Regions from separate parts of the Mus musculus genome. Here region 2 is linked to region 1. Evidence: chromatin contacts called from ENCODE Hi-C or POLR2A ChIA-PET data. All regions are on one chromosome and are shown on one strand. Each heading gives the region's core, a stretch centred on a gene start or an enhancer-like site at or near the end of the contact. The rest is flanking DNA. Distances are from core to core; before and after follow the strand shown.

Region 1 (5,297 bases), core at 1,737-4,236:
ACTATGTAGACCAGGCTGGCCTCAAACTCACAGAAGCCGGCCTGTCTCTGCCCCGCCAAGTGCCGGGACACCACAAAGTTAGATTTAACCTGTTACTTTTTAACAGCCTAGTCCAAGTTCTTAGGACATGAGCAGAATGTAGCCAAATTCTTTGCCAGAAAGTATCAAACACAGTCCAGTCATCAATTCTTGGTAGACTCTTTGTTCACCCCTGAAACCTCACAGGCAGGACCTCCACTGTCCACACTTCTCTTGCCACCCTGATCTTCCAAGATCCCACTTAAATGGCCCACTGCCTCTGCTTGTAACAGCTCACAGCTTCAAACTTTTCCCATTGCTCCCATAAACCAGTTCCAACAACCTAAGAACAACATGGTCAGGTTTATCAGAGCAGTGACCCCACTCCTGGGTACCAGTTTTCTGTATAAGTATAGCAAAAGTCCATGTGAGTCTATATCATCTGACATCACTCTGCCAATAGACCAGGGTCCACAGAAGCAGCAAGAAGCCACCAGAAATTTTTGGTATGTTTCTCTCTATGGAGTCATGACAAACGGAGCTTAGCTACACAATGTAAGATGAACCAATACCTTTTGACAAGATATATTCCTGTTGCTGTAATAGAATACCTGACACAAAGAGCTTAAGGCTAATAATTCAAGACTACAGCTCATCCTGTTGGGCAAGGCCTGGCAGCAGGGTCTTGAGGACTGTATCCACAGTCAGGAAGCAGAGAGGGAGGAGTTGGTGCTCAGCTCATCTTCTCCTGTGTATTCATTCAGGATCCCAGAGCAACAGACAAGCCGCTCACAGTTGGGAATTCTTCTCTCCTCAATCAACTTAATGTGGATGCTCTCCCCCCCCCCCAAACATGCCCTCCTTGACAACTAATGTCAACCCCCACTGAAAGGGAAACTTCTGATTTCTTTGGAAAGTCATTTGTGTTGGATGGTGTTTGGCTGGGGCAAACACATGAAGGAATGTTTCACTGAAGCAGACACACATGAAAGGACGCATGATGAAGTACTCTTCACTAATGAAACACAGGTATTGGTTCATCTTACATTGCGTAGCTAAGCTCCGTTTGTCATGACTCCATAGAGAGAAACATGCCAAAAATTTCTGGTGGCTTCTTGCTGCTTCTGTGGACCCTGGTCTATTGGCAGAGTGATGTCAGCTGATATAGACTCACATGGACTTTTGCTAATACAGACTCAAATACTGAGGCAAGGTATATGACGAGGCGAGATCCGTGAAGGACACGTGATGTTTGGAAGGAGTCTAAATAGGACTCAATGGACAGTGAGGGAGGCTTGCTTGCAAAGCAGCTTTGTCATGTTTCTTGGTATCAAGTCTTCACCGATCTCCACTTCTTTGGAGAGAGGCACGGCAAATAACTGCTCCTGGTGTCCCTGCTAGTCCTGGTCCCTCCTGCTGACTCGTACCGTACCGACTCTGCTGAGGACTGGCTATCTCTGCTAAGCAGTTCCACCATTGCTGATTCATGTTTGCTATCCCAACACTACTGAACTGGATAGCTGGTGTATTTGTGAAGTATTTGTGAGTGGAGCGAGCTGCCTCTACTGAATATGGTGAACTGAACTGCTGCTTATATCCTGACAACACAGATGGGATTTGCTTGGAAGAGCAATTTCTTAACAGGTCCACTTCCCTAGAATCCTAAGAACCTTTCTTTTCCACCACTTCTGATGGATGGTGGGCTAGAAGGGAGATTAAAGCATTTAAGAACCCTATTAAAAGTTAAGGCCTGAGCCGGGCAGTGGTGGCACACATCTTTAATCCCAGCACTTGGGAGGCAGAGGCAGGCGGATTTTTGAGTTCGAGGCCAGCCTGATCTACAAGTGAGTTCCAGGACAGTCAAGGCTACACAGAGAAACCCTGTCTTGAAAAAAAAAGCGGGGTTTATACCCCACACACTATATGGCTGTAGTATGAATGTTCGTGGGGCTGGCACATAGTGAGGCTCCATCCACATTGTCAGCAAGAGGCTGCTGAGATTTCCTCTGCCTTTAGATGCCACAGTGGGCTCAAGCAAACCTCAGAGGCCAGGGATTGAATTTAGGGTCTCATGTGCGCTAAGCAAGCCCCTTCCGCTGTGATATACCACCAGCCTTCCTCTTGCTTTTTATTTGGAGACAGAGTCTCGCTAAATTCCCAACTGGAGCCTCGAACTTGGAATTCTTCTGCCTCCATTTCCCCAGTGCTGGGATGACAAGTCTGTAATCCCAGGCCTGGTTTCTCTCCTCTCTTTATTCCCTACTCAAGTTTTTAGTTTCTCTGACCCCAGGGGTGGTTATTTTGTTGTCTTCATCTTTAAAAAAAGAAACAAAAACAACATTTTATTACTGTGGTAAAAAAATACACATAGCAAAACTTGCCCTCCTTCTTCAGAGTGTATGACTCTGGGGTGCTTAACACACTGAGTGTGTGCGTGACTGAGTGTGTGCGTGACTGAGTGTGTGCGTGACTGAGTGTGTGCCTGACTGAGTGTGTGCCTGACTGAGTGTGTGCCTGACTGAGTGTGTGCCTGACTGAGTGTGTGCCTGACTGAGTGTGCGCACCACCTACCCCACTTCCACAGTCGGCTGAACTTACTTCCTGTGAGCTACCTCTGGTCCCCAGGGGGTGACACAGATGGATACCTGAGTTATCTAAATTCAGACGATTGAATCTGAGCTGTTTCAGACATTCAGCACTCCCGCACACACCAGGAGCCCCGAGGCCCCTTGGCAGGCTCAGCACAGCCTTCTCACTTAATCTTGGCTGTCAAGCATCTCTTTCCATAGATGCTTCGAACCTTCTAGGCTCCTATTCTCAGGGTCCCCTGTGTCAGCCACAAGTGTGGATCCTTGTTTCCCTGGGTTACCCATAAAAAATGTTGTTCCCCTGGCTATATGGACTAGCTCTATGTAACATGAATAATGAGTTTCAGAAGAGCCATCCAGGGCTGTGTGCCAGCATCTTGGAAGGGCTCCCAGGATCACAGTGACCCACAGGATGTTATAGACGGGAAGTGACCAGAAAGGAGCCTTCTGGAGCTCTCTTGAGGGCAGGCAGCAGCTCTGCCCTTTGCCCTCTGCTCCCAGGCAGCCTCTGGTCTCCTCTACTCTTACCTCCCTGGTGCTGTCTCTGCCAGAGGCTGAGTGGGAACATCTGAACAGCTCTGGCTGCCTCTTCAGGCTGAGATTCAAACACGACAATTTCATCCTTGACCCACATCCAGGTTGCCGTTTGTCTGTGTGTCTTGGGCTGCTGTTCCCGGCAGCTCTGTGGCAAGAGGCCTGGATAAAAGGCAGATTATCCCGGCCTGTTCCAACAGCCCACAGGAACTCAAGGTAGCTCTTGAGGAGGAGAGAGGGAAGGAGCAGGAGGAAAACAGACCAGACCCCACCCCTCACCACCCCTGCACCCCACCACCACTGGATCCACTATTGATGCTATATTTTAGTTGTGAACAGTTATCACACCAGGCTAAGAGGAGGCACCACCTACTGCCACCTTTGCCTGAGCAGGCCACTTAGAGTTTGGGGCCTGCACGAAGACCAGTGCTGAGGTACAGGGCAATGGAACAGGGCTGAGCTGCAGCAATCCCCAGCATCTCAGCACAACTGTGGCAAGGTGACTCCAGGTTTCAATCCACTGTGGGCCCCAGACTCAATGTCAGGACTACTCTGGCTTCTCTCTGGGGTCATATGAGGAAGACACACCTGTCTGACATTTTAGGGTCTTCCCAACAGCCCATGAAAACCTTTTCTGTCAGCTGCTGGCTTGGTGGCTCTATGACAGACATCCATACCCAGGCCTGACTCCTCAGCCCACACCACCTAGCTGCCCTCCTTGGAAGCAGGCTGGACTTGAACCCGGGACAGTCTTGGAGCTGACAAGCAGGGGATGGAGGAACAAGGAAAAGACGTTAGGACACCATCTGCCCTTGACACTTGGTGATCCTCGGGAAAGCCACAGCTCTGGGGAAAGAGAGAGAGCGAGCAGCAGCTACAGAAAGCAACACAGAGTTCAGTCAGCAAACACAAAACACGTCCTGTCCCACCAGAAACCATGTTCAAGCAACTGGGGACTTTCAAATGAAGGCTGTGTGTCTCCGGTGTGAAGATATGGGAGGGGGCTGAGGGTGCAATTATAAAGGGAATGGAACTGTCTTAGGGGAGGAGGGAGAAACAGAATGGGGAAAGAAAAAAGGAAGAGGATTGGGGAGGAAGGAGGAGCACACAGAATGCCAAAGGGAGGACTAGTGAGGGGGGGGGGCACACAGACATCATGAGCCTCCAGGCAGAGGTTCAGTATGACTGGGCAGCTAAAGTTGTCAAGAGTGCAGTCCTATGCACTCTGTATAGACAGGTAGGAAGGCCTACAGTCCTATGCACTCTGTATAGACAGGTAGGAAGGCCTACAGTCCTATGCACTCTGTATAGACAGGTAGGAAGGCCTGTAGGAAGGAGCTGGCATCATCAGATTAGTTCCAGAGATGTATTGAATATGCTTGGCCTAGGGAGCGGCACTATTAGGAGGTGTGAACTTGTTGGCGTAGGTGAGGCCTTGTGGGAGGAAGTGTGTCATCGTGGACGTGGGCTTTAAGATCCTCATCCTAGCTCCCTGGAAGTCAGTCTTCTCCTGTTTGCCTTCAGAACAAGATGTAGAACTCTTAGCTCTTCCTACACCATGCCTGCCTAGACACTGCCATGCTAATTGATGATAATAGACTGAACCTCTGAACCTGTAAACCAGCCCCAATGAAATGTTGTCCTTATAAGAGTTGCCTTGGTCATGGTTTCTATTCACAGCAGTAAAACCCTAACTAAGACAGTCCCTCCGGGTTCGAATCTGAAGGGGAGGAGGCCACCTCCAGATGCTGAGCACGGCTATGTGTGAAATGTCCATTGCAAGGAGCTAAGCTTCCTCTGCCCAGATGCCACCTTCCTGAGCAGCTAGCCACTGCGTGAAGGGAGTCCTAAGAAACTCTTGTGTCCTCTGTTGAATCTTGGCCACTGCCACATGAGAGAGCCAGGCACTAGGATTTGGATTTGGGTTGGGGATGTCTGGTATTTGAAAGCTTTCTTCATAAAAAGATGGACTCAGAGCTGGTGGTTCAGGACTGCCACCTCAGCTACTTAGGTAGCTGAGACAGAAGAATCGCAAGTTCGAGTGCATCCTGGGCTACAGAGTCAGGTTGGCCTGGACAAGATTTATCTCATTATTTTTAAGAAATGGAAAAGACAGGGCTGGAGGATCACAGTTCAGTGGTAAAGTGTATCTTTAAC
Region 2 (4,912 bases), core at 1,051-3,550, 40 kb before region 1:
ATGCAGGCCTTGTAGCCAAGGGAGACTGGGCTGACCCTCCATGGGGACCCATTCATCCACGTCAGTGAACTTAATGGAAGACCTGTCAACAGGTCCAAGGATGGGTGACATGGTATAGTCCACTCTAGGACCTCACATATATTATGACATGATGGTCCCCATTCGTAGTTCAGGGACAGTGTCTACATCTGAGGGGAAGGTGGATGGGTCCATAGACTATCTGCGGGATGGGGAAGGGCAGAGACCTTCCTCCTGCTTGGACTCTGTGGTCTGTGGCCCTGTCCTTCCTGCCTCTCAATAGGTGTTGGCTGAACTCTGACAGGTTGGGGACAACTGACAGACATGCTTCACAAAGAAAGAAGGCAGTGAGGCTGTCACATGGCAAAGGCAGAGACCCTCTGTCCCTAACACGTTTATGAAAAGACAATTGAGGGCATCAGAGAATGTTATTTTCACCTGGTATGGACATGGTGTCCTCAGCCACCACCCCTGAGTCTCTGTGTGTGTCTCCTTTCTGCTCTTCCCCCACCCAGACAACAGCACAAGCTGACTTGGAGCCCTAGCAGTGTGTCAGATCCTGGGGAAGCCTGTGTTCGGGGTGTTGTAGAATAGACCCTGCCTTCTCTCTGGAAACATCAGAAGGTTTGACACCCGGGACTCAGTCTAGGCTGGAGTATATCACTCAGACCCACGGACTACATCCCTTGGAAGCTGGAGACCCCTTCCTATGGAAAATGTGTGTCATGGAGGCTTCAGACTGCTCCATCCAGAAAGCCAGTAAACAAGCTGGCAATATCCCTTGGTTGGAAAACCAGCAGGCTAATGACAATCACAGACTCCATGGAATAACCAGGCTAGGAGCCACAGACAGAGTAGTCTCAGCTCTTCCAGGGCCTCATGTTCTCTGCACTTTCCCTCAGAGCCCATCCTGTGAGGACCTGCCAGAGCGGATTCCACCATGCCAGCATGCTGCCTGCGAGCGAAAGCATAACGTGCACACATGGTCATGATGGAGTATGCAGACTGATGGTCGGCTGTGCACCCACGTACAGTGTCCTCCAGCTAGTCGAATAGCTCACCTGCACAGAGACCCTTCACCTCAAAGCCAGGACAGGCCTGCTCTGCTTACCCACCAGCAGTGTGAGAGGTTGGGGCCACAGGCAAAGAAGGACTGGAAGGCCACTTGTTGCTGTGACTTCATTTGGTAAGAGCGGGTTTGGGGACAGAAGAGTTTACATTTCCTTCCTTGCACTGGGACAGAGGAGAGAACTGGAAGACACCTGTAGAGCAGGCCTGTCATGGGGGAGATGGGAAGACATCACTGGGCTTATGCCCCAGGCTTCATCTGGAATCAGAGAAGCTGGTCCCTTCCTGGGAAGAAAAGGATGGCAGGTTCCATGGCCATAATTAAACCTTGCACCCCCCAAGATTTCAGCAGGAGCTCAGTACCAACAGAGACTCCCCAAGTAAGGGCCTAGCCCACCTCTGCCTGTAGATAGAGAAACTGAGGAATGCACACAGGCTCCATTTCTGTGCAGGCAGAGCTCAGACTAATGTGAGCCAAGCACCAGGATGGCTACAGTCTGCAGCATTGAGAATAAACTCAGAGAGGAAGAGGGGTGGCCTTTGAAGGGCATCTGAAGACATCTCTGAAGAGATGGATTGGGGTGCTGTAAGGCTGCAGGAAGCAGTGGCAACAGGGTTTCCCTCTGTCTCCTCTCATGGCCAATTTCTGTCCCACCCTCTGGATGCTCATTCCCCTGCCTTGGGAGATCAGGAGGGAACTGGACATGGCTTTCCCGTACCCCCCTCCCTGCCCCCGGGCAACCAGATCTCTCTCCCTACTCTGAGGGCAGTTACAGAGTAGCCACTGCTTTCAGACAGGCCCTTGGTATAGCTGGCTGCAATGGCGACCCAGGGTAGGTTTTAGGAGGACTCCCAGAGCCCCTCTGATCAGTTGGCTCACTGTGGCTCCTCTTGGTCCTAGCACTGTCTGCTTTGTATGTCTGGCCCTCACACCAGAGCCCTGAGCCCAGATCCAGGCATTGCAATTGCTTGTGCAATGCCTAAGCCTGGGAAACTGGGGCCCAGGCAGGGAGGGGTAGAAGCTTCCCCAGAGAATGTTTTCAGGCTGAGTCAGAGCAGGTGGGGGGCTGGCATTGCACATGTGGCCACAGCAGCAGCAGGGGAGGAGGCTCAGGTCCCTCCCCACCAGAGGGGGCCCAGGGAGGGCAGGCAGGGCCTGATTGAATCAGAGGACATAGAAGATGAAGAAAGTTCCATCTTGTTCTAAGAGCCCGGCTCCGCTGGAGCAACGGGGAGACTGTTGAGCAGCAGCGGCTTCCTGCCAGCGAGGCATCTTGCTGGATCTGCCCTGAGGAGCAGATAAAAATAGCCCATTTCAGACTGTGAGTCGTTCACAGGAGAGGGCAGCCTGCGATCAAGGGGTCATGGCACAGCGTTGCCTTGTTGTTCGCTAAACCAGTGACTGCCCATGGCTATTCTACCATAGGTCTGCTCTGCTGGGGGGGAGGGGTGGCTGATGATGGATGATCCGGGACTCCAGAACTCACAAATGCCTCTTCTAGTTTGATACCCTAGTGACTATACTGATATTCTGGCAAAAATGACCAGTTCATACCAGAAGACACCAGGTTAGACACTGTTACTATCCAGAGTCCTTTATTCCTTGTCCCAAAAAATTCCAAAAAGGAGTCTGTTTGTGCTAGGCCTGAGGTTCCTCTGCATAGTGTTGGCGGGTCCTAGGCTGAGTGCTCACAAGGATGTGATGAGGGGCTGCACAGAACCACACACTCCAGAAAGGGTTGGGACTTTTAGGAAGCAGCAGGGGGTGGGGAGCAGCAAGGTGGGGGTGGGGGGCGGCTTCACTGTGGTTTCTGCAGGAAGGGCCAAGGGAGGCTTCCCTGTGGCTGATAACTAGAGGATGCTGAGCTGTAGGAGGGGTGTCCCAGAAAGTATCACCTGGAGAGTGGTTGTGGTTGTTCTCTGGGGAAGGTAGGTGGGGCTATAGAGCCTTGGTGATTGGCATGTGTCTTAGAAGGTGTGTTCACAGGCAAGCCGCCCCTGGCTGTCTTCAGGAATTAGCCTCTTGGGATATCAGAATCCTTGAAACATCTAAGCATCAGAAAACAGAATGTGGCAAATGTGACTGGTAGGAGGGTGAGCTTTGCCCTGCACATCTCTGGTCCCCTCAGAATTGTCACATAGCTGGCTCTTTGGGTCCCTATTAGGTTCTGAGACCTCCTCCCCTTCCGAAGACCTTCTTGAGAAGGTTCAGCAATGCCTCTCCTCTGGGTTGTTCTCTGCTGTCACCGACACCCTCCCTGGTAATCTCTTGGTGACACAGGCAATGGATTCCCATCCCCTTCATATACATTCCTCAGCACAGCTCCCAGGGTTCACCTGACAGCTCTCCCTGGCCCTAGACGCCTATTACCTGTGTCTTTCTTGTGTGGAAGGACCCCTTACCCACTCTCCACCCAAGCTCTCAAGGAGCCAAGTTGCAACATCACAGAGTTTGTGTACTCTCAGCTTAGAGTCAGGGGTGGCAGACCTCCTCTCCCCACCCCACAGGGAGGGAGTTCAGCAGCTCACATCGCCTCTGACTTCTGGTTTGTCAGTTGTTTTTAATTTGAGCCATGTTGGCTCATTGTGTCCTTGTGGCTTATTTCATTTGGTTTAAAATGTTTATTGAGGTGAAGTTCGATCTCATAAATGACCTGTTTTAAGCGATCTATCCCACGGCAGTTACTACATTCCCAGTCTGTACAGCCACCGCTTGCTAGGTTGCTTTTCTGTTTCTCTGAGGAAATGCCTCCACAAAGCAGATCCTGGAGGCAGGCCTTTCAGAGGGATGGAGCCCATCCTGGCAGGCGTCAGGTGCAGGAAGCCGGCCCTGCCGCTCTCATTTCATCCACATACAGGAAGCAGTGAGAGAAAAGCTTCCTTTTCTCCCTGAGTTCAGGGTCCCATCTGTAGAAGAGCGGGGCCACTTTTAAAGCATGTCTTCACACTCGACTTAGTCTAGAAAATACCTCCCTGACGACACAGGCTTGGAGCCTTGTGATGCTGGATCCTGTCAGGTTGGCATTCAGTATTAAACATCACATCCAAAAGTTGTTTCCTGAGGCTCCTACTCCAATGCCACGCTCCAGTTACAGTGTGAGTGAATTGTGGATTTGTCAGAAGTCTGATTGCAGTGCTCTGGGTTCAAGTCCTCTCGGGTCCATCTGTCGTTGATGTCCACTTCCCCTCGAGAGTCTCTGGTTTGATCATGGCGAGACTTCTGATGAACTGTATTCTCCAGTGACAATGAAGTGTGGTTTATCAGTCTTTTGCTCTCTGACAGCCTGATCTGTGTCCTGGTGAGGACATATGTCCCTCCAACCTCATCAACACTGTCACACTGCCCAGGGGAAGCTGCACATCTTTGTCCTGCTCCGAGCCATTCTTGAGAAAGATGCTAGTGTCGAGATGTCTGTCTTACCATCTCTTCTCATGTGAACACTGAACACCGTTTACATATTAAAGTCCCCAGAATCAGGCCTGGGACCACGCATGCATGTGGCTCTTGTGCTCTGTCCTCTTGGCCTATTGGTCGGCTCTGGGGAAACATTTCACTCTCTTGCTGGTCCCCAATGTTTTAGTACATGGCAGAGCAAGTTTCGCAATTTGTTCCTTCTTTAATATTCTCTAGATTCTTCTTGTCCCTCTGCACATCCATATAAACTGGAGACTCGGCTTATCCATTCTGCTGGGGTCAGGCTTCAGTTCTCTGAGAAGATAAAAACAGGCAACGAGTCACGGCTTTCTATAACTGAGTCTTCATTCATGATGTATCTGTGTGTCCTTCCATCAATGCAGCTTTCCCTCCCATCCTTCCTCCCGTCCT

What was found. A loop is a pair of places that touch in the nucleus more often than their neighbours do. ChIA-PET counts read pairs that join two places held with the same protein, here RNA polymerase II (POLR2A).
Region 2: a map of gastrocnemius shows a loop between it and region 1 (2.0-fold over the local background). The contact joins two enhancer-like sites. A Hi-C loop is called at or near these places in 3 of 37 maps with a recorded cell type or tissue (Patski, gastrocnemius and left cerebral cortex). POLR2A ChIA-PET finds 5 or more read pairs at or near these places in 1 of 5 experiments (Patski).

Annotation. Positions count from the first base shown.
Region 1 is chr2:27,816,643-27,821,939 of GRCm38, reverse strand. No RefSeq gene overlaps it. Among named protein-coding and RNA genes, the nearest start is that of Gm39777, 19 kb to the left of the region's middle. Within about 2 kb of position 2,986, at least 1 of the 3 ENCODE cell types and tissues checked has a DNase peak (open chromatin) inside an H3K27ac peak, as active enhancers do; it is gastrocnemius, where a contact is called at or near this core.
Region 2 is chr2:27,855,956-27,860,867 of GRCm38, reverse strand. No RefSeq gene overlaps it. Among named protein-coding and RNA genes, the nearest start is that of Gm39777, 20 kb to the right of the region's middle. Within about 2 kb of position 2,300, at least 2 of the 3 ENCODE cell types and tissues checked have a DNase peak (open chromatin) inside an H3K27ac peak, as active enhancers do; they include gastrocnemius, where a contact is called at or near this core.